3 separate regions of the Homo sapiens genome follow, and all the other regions are linked to region 1. A link is a contact called in ENCODE Hi-C data. All regions are on one chromosome and are shown on one strand. The core of a region is the stretch at or near the end of the contact, and the rest is flanking DNA. Distances in the headings are between cores, read along the strand shown.

Region 1 (4,226 bases), core at 880-3,379:
GTGTAGACTTTTGGTGTGCATGTCGCGTGTGGTGCATTCGTAGAGTACAAATAAACGATTTGGGGCACGGATCGTAGAATAAGGACTTGTGCAGATGTTTTTCGTTTAACCTAAAGGATACGTCTTTTTTTAAAAGTCAAAAATGCCCACGTAGCGGTTTTGTCGTCATTTACAAATTAGATTAAAATTATTTCCCCTTCTCAGTTGTTCGGAATCTGCTCTTGAATGTAGGACGGGGGTAAATTTGCATTTCTTCCGGAGTTAGTTACACCTCTCCCCCGTTTGCCATGAAACCCATGAAAAGTGAAACACGACTGTGGTCCACCGTCCGAGGTGAGAGACTCAGTGCAAACCTTTTGGTGCCTGATCGAATCTGTGAGCATCAGCTTATCGAAGTTGTGCAGGCACCAACATCTTCGCCGTTCAGTATTTCCACACCGCGATAACCCTGCCCATCTTGCGGCCAGCATCTTATCTCGGGTGTTACCTGGTGTCGCGTTCTAACAGGGAACCGGACACCGGGGCTGGCCCAGAGCCCGGCGGGCGGACGCGCAGGCCAGGGACCCCCTGGTACCAGGCGCCCTGCCCGGAGTCAGGGAGGCCACGCCGCTGCGCTCCTTGGAGCGTCGGGGGCTGTGCGCTCCTGCCGCTCCCCCTTCTCCCTCCTCTCCCCACTTCTTCCTCCTCTCCTCCCTTCTCCCCCCTTCTCCCTCCTCTCCCGGGCCAGCGCCGCGCTTTGTTGTCGTTGAGACTCTCGGGAGGGAGGAGGAGCCCAGCGGGGACAGCAGCGGGAGCCCGCCGAGTCCCGGCCCACGGCGCGCGCCCGGACACCCACGCCCGCAGCCCCGCGGAGCCGGGCCGCGCAGGCGCGCGCGAGCTCACACACGCGCACTCACACACGCACGCCCGCCGCGCGCCCGGCCCGCCGCCCAGCCCGCCGCCCAGCCCTCCCCCTGGGCGGGGACCCGCCCGCCGTCAGCCTAGGTTGAGGCGCCCTGCGTGTGTCTATAACTTTGTGCTGCTGCCGCGGCCGCCCTGCTCGTGGAAGGGAGGAGGAGGAATGTGGAAGGTGGCGGCGCGCGAGCTGACAGGCGGTTCCTCGGGCGGGCTGCGGCGACGGCCCGAGCGCTTCTCCTTCGCCGAGGTTGCGCGCCCCCTCCTCGCCGTGCCCCGGGCCCGCGCGGGATCGTGCGTCGTCCCGCCGCGTCCCTGAAGGGAAGGAAGCGAGGTAGGCGCCGGAGCCGTGCAGCGGGCGGCCGCCTTCCCGGTGACTCCGGATCTGCTTCCGAGCTGGGCCGGGCGCTTCCCTTTCCCCTCCCTGAGCCGCGGTGTGCGCGCCCCCCTTCTCGCCCGCTAGTGTTTTTAAAGGACTCGGGAAGGGGGAAACTGTCAAGATGGCAGCAGCGGGAGCAAGGAGGTGATGAACGTGCTGGTCCGGGTTTTCTAGCAGCCCGGGAGACTTGGCGCTTCCCGACCTGTTGGAAGATTTATGTTCCGACTCGCTCCCTCCCCCGGATCCCGACTGGGAAGGGGGCGGAGGGGACGACGTCCGCGAGAATGCAAACCACACAAAACCCCGAAGTGGCCGTCCCCGCCGGGCTCGAACCTCTGCGAACACCCGCTGGGCTGCTGCTCCCCCTTCTTTCTGTCTTTCCTTTATTTTTTGGAAGTGACAAGGGCCCATCTGCGCCCAGACCCCCGTTCGCCCTCTGGCCCGCGGGCGAAGAGGGGAGAGGGAGCTGCCCGCGCAGTCCCCGGGCTCGGGCCATTCGACCGGGTGGGGGGTGACGGGGGGTCGCGGAGGCGGCCAGGCTAGGAAAGGGGAGAAGAGCCGAAGACAGCACAGACTTGAGCGGCGGCGCCGCGGGAGGCACTAGAGCGGGCCCGAGCGAAACATAAACAAACGCACGCACACCCGAGCTCGGGCTCTGACCGCGGCTCGGCTGCGCCAGCTCCGGCCGCTGCCCGCTTTAAAGGCGCGGCCGCCCCTCCCCCGGGCGCCCCTCCCCCTTCTCCCCGCCCCGCCGCCTAGCCCGGGAGGGACCTGCGGCTGGGCGGCGGGGGGAGGGGGCTGCCCCGCGCGAGGCCGTCGATTCGCTCGCGGCTCCATCGCGGCCTGGCCGGGGGGCGGTGTCTGCTGCGCCAGGTTCGCTGGCCGCACGTCTTCAGGTCCTCCTGTTCCTGGGAGGCGGGCGCGGCAGGACTGGGAGGTGGCGGCAGCGGGCGAGGACTCGCCGAGGACGGGGCTCCGGCCCGGGATAACCAACTCTCCTTCTCTCTTCTTTGGTGCTTCCCCAGGCGGCGGCGGCGGCGCCCGGGAGCCGGAGCCTTCGCGGCGTCCACGTCCCTCCCCCGCTGCACCCCGCCCCGGCGCGAGAGGAGAGCGCGAGAGCCCCAGCCGCGGGCGGGCGGGCGGCGAAGATGGCAGAGGCACCGGCTTCCCCGGCCCCGCTCTCTCCGCTCGAAGTGGAGCTGGACCCGGAGTTCGAGCCCCAGAGCCGTCCGCGATCCTGTACGTGGCCCCTGCAAAGGCCGGAGCTCCAAGCGAGCCCTGCCAAGCCCTCGGGGGAGACGGCCGCCGACTCCATGATCCCCGAGGAGGAGGACGATGAAGACGACGAGGACGGCGGGGGACGGGCCGGCTCGGCCATGGCGATCGGCGGCGGCGGCGGGAGCGGCACGCTGGGCTCCGGGCTGCTCCTTGAGGACTCGGCCCGGGTGCTGGCACCCGGAGGGCAAGACCCCGGGTCTGGGCCAGCCACCGCGGCGGGCGGGCTGAGCGGGGGTACACAGGCGCTGCTGCAGCCTCAGCAACCGCTGCCACCGCCGCAGCCGGGGGCGGCTGGGGGCTCCGGGCAGCCGAGGAAATGTTCGTCGCGGCGGAACGCCTGGGGAAACCTGTCCTACGCGGACCTGATCACCCGCGCCATCGAGAGCTCCCCGGACAAACGGCTCACTCTGTCCCAGATCTACGAGTGGATGGTGCGTTGCGTGCCCTACTTCAAGGATAAGGGCGACAGCAACAGCTCTGCCGGCTGGAAGGTGCGTACCCACCCCGGGCTGGCAGCAGGACCCGCCGGGCCTCCTGCGCAGCGCGAGACGCGTCTCGGATTCGTCGGAGTGCGCTTGCGGGCTCCAGGGCAAGGGGTTGGCAGGGGGAGCCTCCGCTGCGAGGCTTTGGGGGTTATCTTTGATCCCCGGAGTCGGGGCACCTGGGGACGGTCTCGGAGGGGTGAATGAGGCTCCCCAGAAGCTTGGGGCATGGCCAGGTGAGGAGAGGGGGCAGGGGACGCCGGCGAGGGAAGGGCGAACGGACAGGAGTACATTTGCTGGATTCTCCGGACAGCACCGAGGAGGTAGGTCCGCAGCCAACTTTGGAGTAGAGTTTACCGTAGTGGGGGTCTGGTGCGGGCGCTGTGGCTGGAGTGAGAGGTGTGGGGGTGTTTGGGACGCAGTGTCTGGAGGAGGGGTTGGATGTGTGGTTTCCAGTCTGTCGCAGGAGCATGTTGCGTCGTCACTAGCTGAATGAGAACCTTCGGGTCCAAGTTTCAGCTTGTGGGTGTTAACACCTACAGGCACATCGATCCGATTAGAAAAAGCAGTGGTTGCAAACCTTTTCCTGGACGGCTTCCTTTCCTTGCCTATATTGATACCTTTTCTTCTCGGAGATGTCGCTCCAGTAAACCTGCTTCTGACTAGCTGCTTCTGAAATGTTCTGGGGCCTCGAACCGGCCGGTCTGGCCACCTCAATCCAGACTGGCTGCACCCGCTGCTCCCGCCGAGGCCTGGATTCAGGCACTGTTTGAGGGAAGGGCTCTGGTGTGGGGGACGCGGGGCCTGCGCTTCATTCACTCTGGCGTTTGGGAGGAGGTTTGGGGGCTGGGCCGGGCCGTAATGGCTTCTACCTGTAAATGAACCCGAAGAGAGACTCTCTACCGTTCCTTATCATCCTCTTGGGGCACGGGACACGTGGTAGGGAGAGAGGTGTGGAAAGGCCTATGATGTAATGACTTCCTGCAGTTGGGTATCCAAAGAGATTAACTCCTCTGCCCCTGCTGGGCTGCTGATATCCAGCTGCTTTCCTCTTCCTAGGCACCTCCCTGGCCCCTTCCCCCAAGACAGTGTGTGTCAGTACCAGGCCAAAGAGTCCTGTGCGATTGGAGATATACATCTCTTATCAGCTGCCCATATTTGCAATTTAGCTTAGATTTTTTTTTGTTTTGTTT
Region 2 (4,226 bases), core at 954-3,453, 3.3 Mb after region 1:
GATTCTCTACAGCCCCAGTTCATAGCCAAGTGGCCTCAAAGCCTCAGATAGTTAAACCACTTCCTCCAAAAGTCTGTGAGTCCCTTCATCTGAATACAGGGTACCCATGGAGCAGGGACTGGGGAAGAAGACAGTACATAGGGTGGAAAGTATTGCAGTTGCTTGGGTGGTGAGAAAGGAAGTAGGCGTCCCAAGACTACCTTGAAGCAGGCAAGAGGCAGTCTGCAGTGGTCTTCCAAATGCTAACTCTAGACCGTTTTATCCACGTCCCCAGGTATTTACTTCAATAAAAGGGTAAAACAACATCACTGGGCAGACAGGATTTCATTTCAAAAGACTTCAGTACAGTGCCCTCTTAGACTTGAGAGAAGAAGCCATTCAGGCTGCCTCCCTCTTATCAAATAACAATTTAATTCTGATTCAGAAACAAAATTCTTGTGACCCCCACACCAATCTACTCTACCCCAGCTCTTAGTACTTGTTCCCAAAAGGACAGGGGAAAGAACGAGGGGATGGGGAGGCTACCTTAAAAGTAAAGCAACTCTTAAGACTGCTGGGATAACTGTTCCCTTAAATCTAAGAAACACTGCAGCTGCCAGTCAACACTACCGGTCTCTGAACACAGCAAAATGCCGACACCTGCCACCCGGCATCCGGGGGTTCTTTTATTTTTTGGTAAATGTGGCAGGAAAGACTCAGAGAGATCAACTGCTTCATGGGAAAGAAAGGGAAGCCCCAGGGAAGAGAGACAAGAAGCATCGTGCCTATCCTAGGGTACTTTGTGTGTCTCCTCTCTATGCACTGAAAGGGCTCTTTGTGTCACACTCACACTCACACACCCGGCGAGTCTGTGTGATTTATTGGGGGAAGGAGGGGCAAGAAGGGTGATTTTATTATCCCTCTTCCCAGTGAGTCCCAGCACATCTCTGCTGGGCCCAAGCTCGGTGGCCTCCTTCTGGCCCAGTCCCCTCCGCCTGTGGCCGCAGAGATAACAGAGGGGAGGAGCCCAAACAAAAACAGCCATGGATCTAGGGAAGTAGAGAGGAAATCCAGCGAGGGAGCCGGAAAGGAAGGAGAAAAGAGCTGGAGGGAGCAGAGGGGTGGGGGACAGAGGAAGAGGAGGGAAGGCTCCAGCACAGGGGAAAGGGGAAGGGTGGGTGGGTGGTGGCACAGGAAGAGTGAAGGGGAGGATGGGGGAAGTGCAAGGGAGGTGCCAGAAATAGGCAGGAGGATGGGTTGGAGAAGGCGACCGCCGCCGAGGGAGGAGGCCGAGAGGTGGAGGAGTGGGGCAGGGGTTGGGTGGGGAGGGAAGCAGCACGGGGCATCAATTATTAAGTGATTACATCATCCCTGACATTAAAACAACACACACAGCCCCAGTCCCCGCGGGGGGCCCCAAAAGGAGGGCGGGGGCGGAGTCTGGGCCAGCCTCGCCCCCAAGCCAATTCCCATTTTCACCCGGCGCCCGCTTGCGGGCGAGGAAATGGGGTCCCCATCCCCGCGCTGCCTCGGGGCCGCACCCCGCAGGGGTGTCCTCCGGTGCAACCGCGGGAAGACCCCAAGCACCGACTCCCCGGCAGCCCCGCGGAGCGCCCTGGCGGCCAAGGGACCGCAGCACCGGGCCCTGCGGCGGGGGCGGCGTGCGCGGGGGCGCCGGCGGCCGGGCTTCTCCGCAGCATCCCCGAGGCCTCCCGCGACGCATCCCCGCCGCCTGCTTACCTGCGCGGCGCTGAGGCTCCGGAGCCCACTCACATGGTCCTCTCCCCGCCCTCCTCCGGCGCGGCCGAGGCGGCTCCGGGGGGTCCCCGGCGGGCCCGGGAGCCGGTGGGCCTTCCGAGAGCACCGAGGGGGCGGCGCCGGGGTGTCCCCGGCCCGGCGGCCGAATCCCTCCCTGGCGCGGGCGGCGGCCGCCGGGCGGTGCGGCGCGGGCGGCGGCTTTGTGTGCGCCCGGGCGGTCCTCGGTGCGCTGGGAGAAGCGCGGCGCGCCCGGGCGGGAGAGGACGCGCCGCTCGCACAACAACCTCGCCTCTACTCTCGCCGCCGGGCGGCGGGCGGGTCTCGAAGGCCTTCGGCTCGCGGCGACCCCTCCTCCTCGCCCGCGGCAGCCCCCTCCTCGCCGGCTCCGCTCCTGACAGATGGCGCAACTGCAACGACGCGCCGCCGCCACCAGCGCGGCTGCTCGCTGCTACTCTTGCTGATGCTCTGCCCCTCCAGCTCCGGAGGGGAGCGAGGAGGGGGCGGGGCGCGCCTCGAGAGTGACAGGCCCGGCTGCCCTATCAAAGAGCCCCTTGGGAGCTGCGAGCCGCAACCATTGGCGCCTGGGGCGTGGGCGGGACGGCAGTAGGTGGGGCCGCCGAGTGGGTTGAGCGTTACTGTGGCAGCGGGCATCCCAGGGTGCGTGCGGTGCAGGGTGTGCAAGAAAATGCGAGGTTGGAGGAGGAGGTCTGTGTGTTTTTAAGGATTGTGTGGAGTTGTGAGGTGGCGGAGTAGGGCGGGAGAAAGAGCGGAGAGTGTGAACTGCAGTTTCCGCTTTGCGGAAGGTTGCAGCTGCTGCTGCAGATTGGCACCTGCCATTCCCCCAAAACCATGGGAAACTGCCTCGAGACAGGGCTATCTTGCCTTTCTGGTGTCTTTTCATTTGAGGGTGAGAGGATGAAATGGAAAATTGGGCGGTGATAGCAGCGTTTTCTTTGATCAAACTGAAAAGAGTACGGAGCAAAGTAGAATCCTGTCCTGAAACGTGGAAACGCACAACAAATAACAATGAGGAGGAGAAGGAGATTAGGATCATTTTATCAGTCCCCTATTTCTGCGGACACTCATTTATATTTTTTTTCTAGCAAAAGTCTGGAGGAAGTATTACTGAAATAGGGGGAGGGGCCAAGCGGCGACTAAGGAACCTGAAATGACAGAGATTTGTTCGTACATTCCCCGCCCCACCCCCAAAAAACCTCGTTTAATTGTAGTCATTGGTTGTCTTTGGTTTCTCATAACATTCAAACTTCTCATGTTTTTTTCCCCTTCACTGAATCTGAGCTTTTGCTCATATTTCCCTTGATGAAATAATTGCCGGTTTAGTATACAGTTGGGAGTGCATCGGTCTTTATTTCCTATCCAGCTTTTCTATGGCAGGATGTAACTTCATAAAAAGAAACACTTTGGCTTCCTGATTTTCTTTATAGGTAATTCCTGTTTACTGAAAGTTCTGCTTTAAGGCATACTCAGAATCGCTCTCCTTAATGATTTTGGCAAGAACCCTACCTTCCCCCTCAGCAAATCTAATGTTCTAAGAAATTATAAGTGAATCAGCTTCTGCTTCTGTGCTCAAAATCTATAATATTGCCTTTCCGGCCCACTACTTGTTTTTACTGTAGTTTAAAAAAATCTGTCCCTTTTGCTGACTTTTTTCTTTTTGTACACACTACTTTTTAAGAAAAGTTGCTAACATTTATTAAATGATCTGCATCCTATGGAGGAGGAAACTGAGGAAAAGAAAAGTTAAGTAACTAACTCAAGGTGACAGTATACAGAGGTTACTGGATTTTTTTCCTTTTCCTTAAACAAAATGACAAATTAAACCATGTTTAAATTGTGTCTGGAAATTCCATAATCCCAAGAAATGGAACCATAGCTAGGACTAGGATATTTCCATACAAGAGAAAGCCAGCTTCATTTAGCCAAGAATTGCTTATCTCAAGAGCAGAGGCTCTTCGTCCTCAGGGCTAGTCCGCAATGGCTGCTCTGGGTTTATTTGGATTGGGATGCAGAGGCAGTTGGGTAGAGCAATGGTTCTCAAACTTTGACATGTATCAGAAATAACTGAAGGGGCTTGCTTAAACATGAATTGCTGTGTTTAACCACCTGAGGTTCTGATTTAGGGGGTTTGGGATGGTGCCCAAGAATTTGCACATTTAGCAAGTTCCCAGGTGATGTTGATACAGCCAATCTGGAGACAGCACCTTGAGGACCATAGTTCTAGAATTGGGCTGTCCGAGGAGGTAGCCACTAGCCACATGACTGTTAAGTACTTGAAATGTACTTCAGTATTGGAAATTTGGCTACTGCAAATTAGGATGTGCTGTAAATGTAAAAGATGTATTAGATATTTCAGATCAAGCATGAAAAATGGAATGTAAAGTATCCCATTTTAATATTGATTACATGTTAAAATGATAGTCTAAATGTACTGTGCTAAATAAAACATTATTAGAGTTAATTAAATTGTT
Region 3 (4,226 bases), core at 711-3,210, 3.2 Mb before region 1:
TTCCGAGTTGTTTATAATCTTTTAGACGTCTTCATAAAATCCTCACTTAAACCTTTCATGAAATATCAAACATAAATAAACAAACTGTAGGATTTAGGCACCCACAGTGGTGAAAAACTAACAAGTAACTCTAAAAACAAACTTAAAACTGCACTTATCAAACCACAGAATGGGTAATTCTTTATATTCTGATCCTCAAGAACCAGAACCAAGAGAGTCACCTGGCTTCCCATTACTAGTCTGGAACACTGCAGAGCTAGACTGTCACATGAATGAATGAATGAATGACAACATTCCTACTGCAGAAGCAAGTAAGCCCTATGGTCAGTCCAAATATTTCTCATATGAGAAAAAAGGCCCATAACAGGTAAAAGAGCTGCTAAAAGTCACCTAACTAGTGAATGACAGAACCAGAACTAGCGCTCTGGTCTTTTCATTTAGTCCAGCCTCTTTCTCCATTCCAGCAGGATCACTTTACTCCCATATTCAAAGGAAACAACCTTTAAACCACAGGAATAGAGCTTCTTGAGCTGTTAGGGTAAATTTAATAAGCAAGCAGCTGAGCAGACTGAGAAAACATGGTTACCAGATGGCCACTGGTCAAAGAAACCATGAATGAATGCATCAGTGTCACTTGGAAGTCTTAATTTAAAACAGTATGTCCTTTACTCCGAAGCGTCAGCACCCTTTACCCCAATGTAGCACGTGCTTTAAAGTAAACACTTTCTGGCATAAATTGGGAAAGTAAACAGAAAAACATTAAAACTGTATCACACAAATACATACTTATTCTGATTATATTTTAAGTAATCTGAGAAATGTAGCTATTAGTAAGAGAATCACGGCCACAACATGTGGATGCAATCCAGTTCCTAAGTCGTCAAATTCACGTTTACACAAAAAAGGTGTCTGCCCAGAATTCCGCCTACTGGATCTCAACAGTTACCTTGAGTTCATCTGCAGCTTAGGCAAATGGTGGTCAACTCCGCCACTAGACAAAACTTACTCATTCTGAAAAAGGTCAACCCCTCTCCCTTCTAAGACCTCCTCTCACCCTCTCTCAACTCCTTTTCTTGTTTAAGAAAACATGGATCAGCACGGCCACACTATGGGGTCACTGCTCCGCCTTCCCCATTTCTGTCCGGGTCTCTGGCATCCCCAGGGCCCAGTGCGCCTCATCCGACCTGGGACAGGGTAGGCGCTCAACACACCTTTTAAAATCGAACGAATATGCTTCAACTCTAAGGACTTTAAAGTGTAAGTTTTAAAAGTTTGTTTTCGTTTTTAAATGTGACATCACACACACACACACACACACACACACACAAACACACACACACACCCCAGCGGACACTTTCTCCTACCACCATATTTAAGCAAGAGGCTTCGCCAGTCAAAAAAGCAGTGACACCGTCTGTCTTCCCACTCCCTGAAGACACCCATTCTACCCGGGCGTCTGCCCTTGACCCCATTGATTCTAGGAAGCGGCCGGGCGGCGCTGCCCACAGGCTCCGCCGCCAGCACTAGCAGAGTGACCGCCCGCGGGACCCCAGCGCTGCAGAGGAGCCCCGCGCCCCCGGCCCAATTCTCCCAAACAAAGGCCGAGGGGGAGGGGAGGGACGCGGGGGTCGAAGGCCTACAGGAAGAGGAGCTGCGGGTGCCACGGGTCAGGCAGGCTGGGCACCTTTGCCCGGGAGCCCTCTGGGCGGAGGCAGAGATACTTACGGCGGTCTCGTCGCGGTACACGTCGGGGTACTGAAGGGACAGCATGGCCGGGGACAGGCAGGGGGCAGCGTGGAGGGGCGCGGGCTCCGGGAGCGGACCTGAGCTAGCCGGGCTGGCCGCGAGGCGCGGCTGGGGCGCAGGCAGCTGCGGGGCGGCCGGCGGCAGCGGGCGGCCGGCTCACGGCCAGAGCTAGCACAAACGGACTGGCGGCGCGGCGGCGAGGACGTGCAGAAAGCAGGAAGCCGCTGTCTGCGAGGCCGGGAGCCCCTCCCCGGCGGGCGGGCCCAGCGGCGGCGGCGGCGGCAAGAGGGAGCGGGCGGCACCGAGCGTGCGCTAAGGCCGGCGCACAGCTCCCTCTGCAGGATCGCCGGCCGCGCCCGCGCCGCCCGGGCGCACGGAGGAGCACGCCGGCTACGCGCTCGCCCACGCCCGGCCGCCCGCCCGTCCTCTGCGCCGGGGACAAGTCCTTCCACCGAGGCCGGGTCCCCGCGCCTTCCCTAGCGCCCTGCCTCTCTTTGGCCGCGCTCGCAGGACCGCCTGTAGGAGAGTGAAGCCCCAGGGTTTCCTTGCTGATGGAGTCCCCCACCTTCCCCAGCCTTCCTGTTCCCGGGCTGGTTACGGCGGCGAAGGGAGACCTTGCCTCTCCCCAGCCTTGGAAGCAGAGGGCTGGAGGTGGCCTTATGTCCACTGCCTGCGACTCTGGACTTGAAGGGAAGAAGTAATCGATCATGATGACCGTGAAAGAAACACGTCTCCCTTCATCCCAGGACCCCTGGTGGACACTGGGTGGTTTAGCATCCGGACTATGGAGATGCTTTGGAGGTGTTGGCAGGACTACGGTTGAGCCCTTATTTGATATTTACCGATTGAGAAAGAACCAAGATTAAGAGGCCTGGAACTCATCAGGGGTATTTTATTTATCCTGCCTTTTCCTCATTTCCTCTCCTGCTGTCATGCTTGTTTATTGAGCACCTACTGTTTATGGGAAGAAAAGATAATAGACAAGATACTTGACCTCAAACCCATGAAAATTTAATAGTTACATGTCATCATCCTCGGGCCAGCAGCGGTATGTGTTCTGGTCTTGCTTCCTGGACCACCCAGAAGAGACTTTATAGCCCCAGCCATCAGGGGTATAGTGTGTGCCCAGTGTGTTTTCTATCCCTGGCTTCCAAAAAGTCCTGGAAGAAAGAATAGGTGTGACCAGAAAGTCCTTCACCTCCGGAATCTAAGTGGATATGGTAACTATTATAAACTTGTGTCCTCCGTCTCTTTTGTGATATGGTCCCAATTCCATGCCTCACCCTTAGTTCACCATTTCTGTTCATAGTGATGTGTCATAATCATTTTCTGCATCTGATCCCAGATACCCCCTCCTGGGGCAATCTGAGAATCCTCAATTCTGGGAGAACTCACGCTATTGATAACAAACTTTGTGCAAACACGGGGGCATAGCCCACTACAGCCCAGAAGTCCCAATTCCAGTTCCCACCTCGTGCCTTCCCTGGCTGTCACCTGACGCAGGGACTGGCAGGCATTGTCTCCTCCTTCTGCCACTGTGAGGGATTTTTTAAAGAGCAACCCAGGAGCACTTGACCCAGCAGACCCCCTAATGATAATATTAATGCTTATGGAGTGTTTTTTTCAGTGTATCAGGAAACTATCTAGAACTAATGTCCCTATTTTATAGTTAAGGAAAACGGGCTGACTTTTGCCCAGGACTTCACAAAAAGTGAAAAAGTAGAGCCAGGATTCCAACCTAGGTCTCTCCAATACCAATGCTCATTCTTAACCACTCTGACGGCCTTCCTACTCATAAATAAGTAGAGATACTCTAGAGTCTACAGGGCACCCATTTGCAGGGAAAACTTCAATTTAGCAGGACCTAAAGAAAATGTGGGAATTGTGGTACCCAAAGGACAAATCAAACCTAGGTATCATCCTCTCTTCCCTTTCAGTCAGCCGTTCTGGTGCCCAGTTCCTCTGGGCCCTGAGAGGTAAAGGTTTGTAGTGGCACAGACAGTGCAAGAGGCTCCCAGCAGTAGGTTGTCTGCATCTGGAGTGAGATGGAGTGGGAGGGAAGATGGGAGAGCACCCTTTCCCCTCCTATTGACCACGTTAGTTGCACTTTTGTTTGCCAATGTGTTGTCTCCTTTAATCCTTATAGCAAAGACCATTTTACAGATGAGGAAAAAGAATCTCAGCAGCTTTAAGGGAATGAGTTCAAAGTCATCACACAGCTAAGACAATACAAGATTCATATTCATAAGTTGACTGCAAAGTCAACTTTTTCCATAGACAATGCAGAGAAAGGAAGTATTTGAACTATCTCAGAATGGAAGTGCCACCTCCAGAATAAATACCAGAGCACTCTTTGACCTCTGACACTGTAGACTGTTTTCAGGGGAATTGTAGAATTTACACTGTGATAACTCATGCTCTAATTCAGAACCCTAGGCCTTTGGGAGAATGAGGGTGAGCAGAGACATAGAAGGACTTCC

What was found. A loop is a pair of places that touch in the nucleus more often than their neighbours do. Pooled maps may share reads with other maps.
Region 2: a loop to region 1 is called in a map of CD8-positive, alpha-beta T cell, with 13 times the contacts of the local background. The contact joins the promoter of FYN here to the promoter of FOXO3 in region 1. A Hi-C loop is called at or near these places in 2 of 168 maps with a recorded cell type or tissue (CD4-positive, alpha-beta memory T cell and CD8-positive, alpha-beta T cell) and 6 of 50 pooled maps.
Region 3: a loop to region 1 is called in a map of CD4-positive, alpha-beta T cell, with 13 times the contacts of the local background. The contact joins the promoter of PREP here to the promoter of FOXO3 in region 1. A Hi-C loop is called at or near these places in 2 of 168 maps with a recorded cell type or tissue (CD4-positive, alpha-beta T cell and naive thymus-derived CD4-positive, alpha-beta T cell) and 5 of 50 pooled maps.

What each region holds. Positions count from the first base shown.
Region 1 is chr6:108,558,788-108,563,013 of GRCh38, forward strand. FOXO3 (forkhead box O3) reads left to right here and starts at 2,130. Exons shown (of 3, transcript NM_001455.4): 1 at 2,130-3,042. The coding sequence starts at 2,422. RefSeq lists silencers at 495-854, 895-964, 1,944-2,163 and enhancers at 2,607-3,107, 3,919-4,213.
Region 2 is chr6:111,871,249-111,875,474 of GRCh38, forward strand. It overlaps FYN (FYN proto-oncogene, Src family tyrosine kinase), which reads right to left and starts at 2,204. Exons shown (of 14, transcript NM_002037.5): 1 at 1,720-2,204. It overlaps LOC102724646 (a long non-coding RNA gene), which reads left to right and starts at 2,204. Exons shown (of 3, transcript NR_168402.1): 1 at 2,204-2,442. RefSeq lists silencers at 1,324-1,723, 1,874-2,123, 2,244-2,333 and an enhancer at 1,776-2,275.
Region 3 is chr6:105,401,122-105,405,347 of GRCh38, forward strand. It overlaps PREP (prolyl endopeptidase), which reads right to left and starts at 1,961. Exons shown (of 15, transcript NM_002726.5): 1 at 1,726-1,961. The coding sequence starts at 1,770. RefSeq lists a silencer at 1,669-2,238.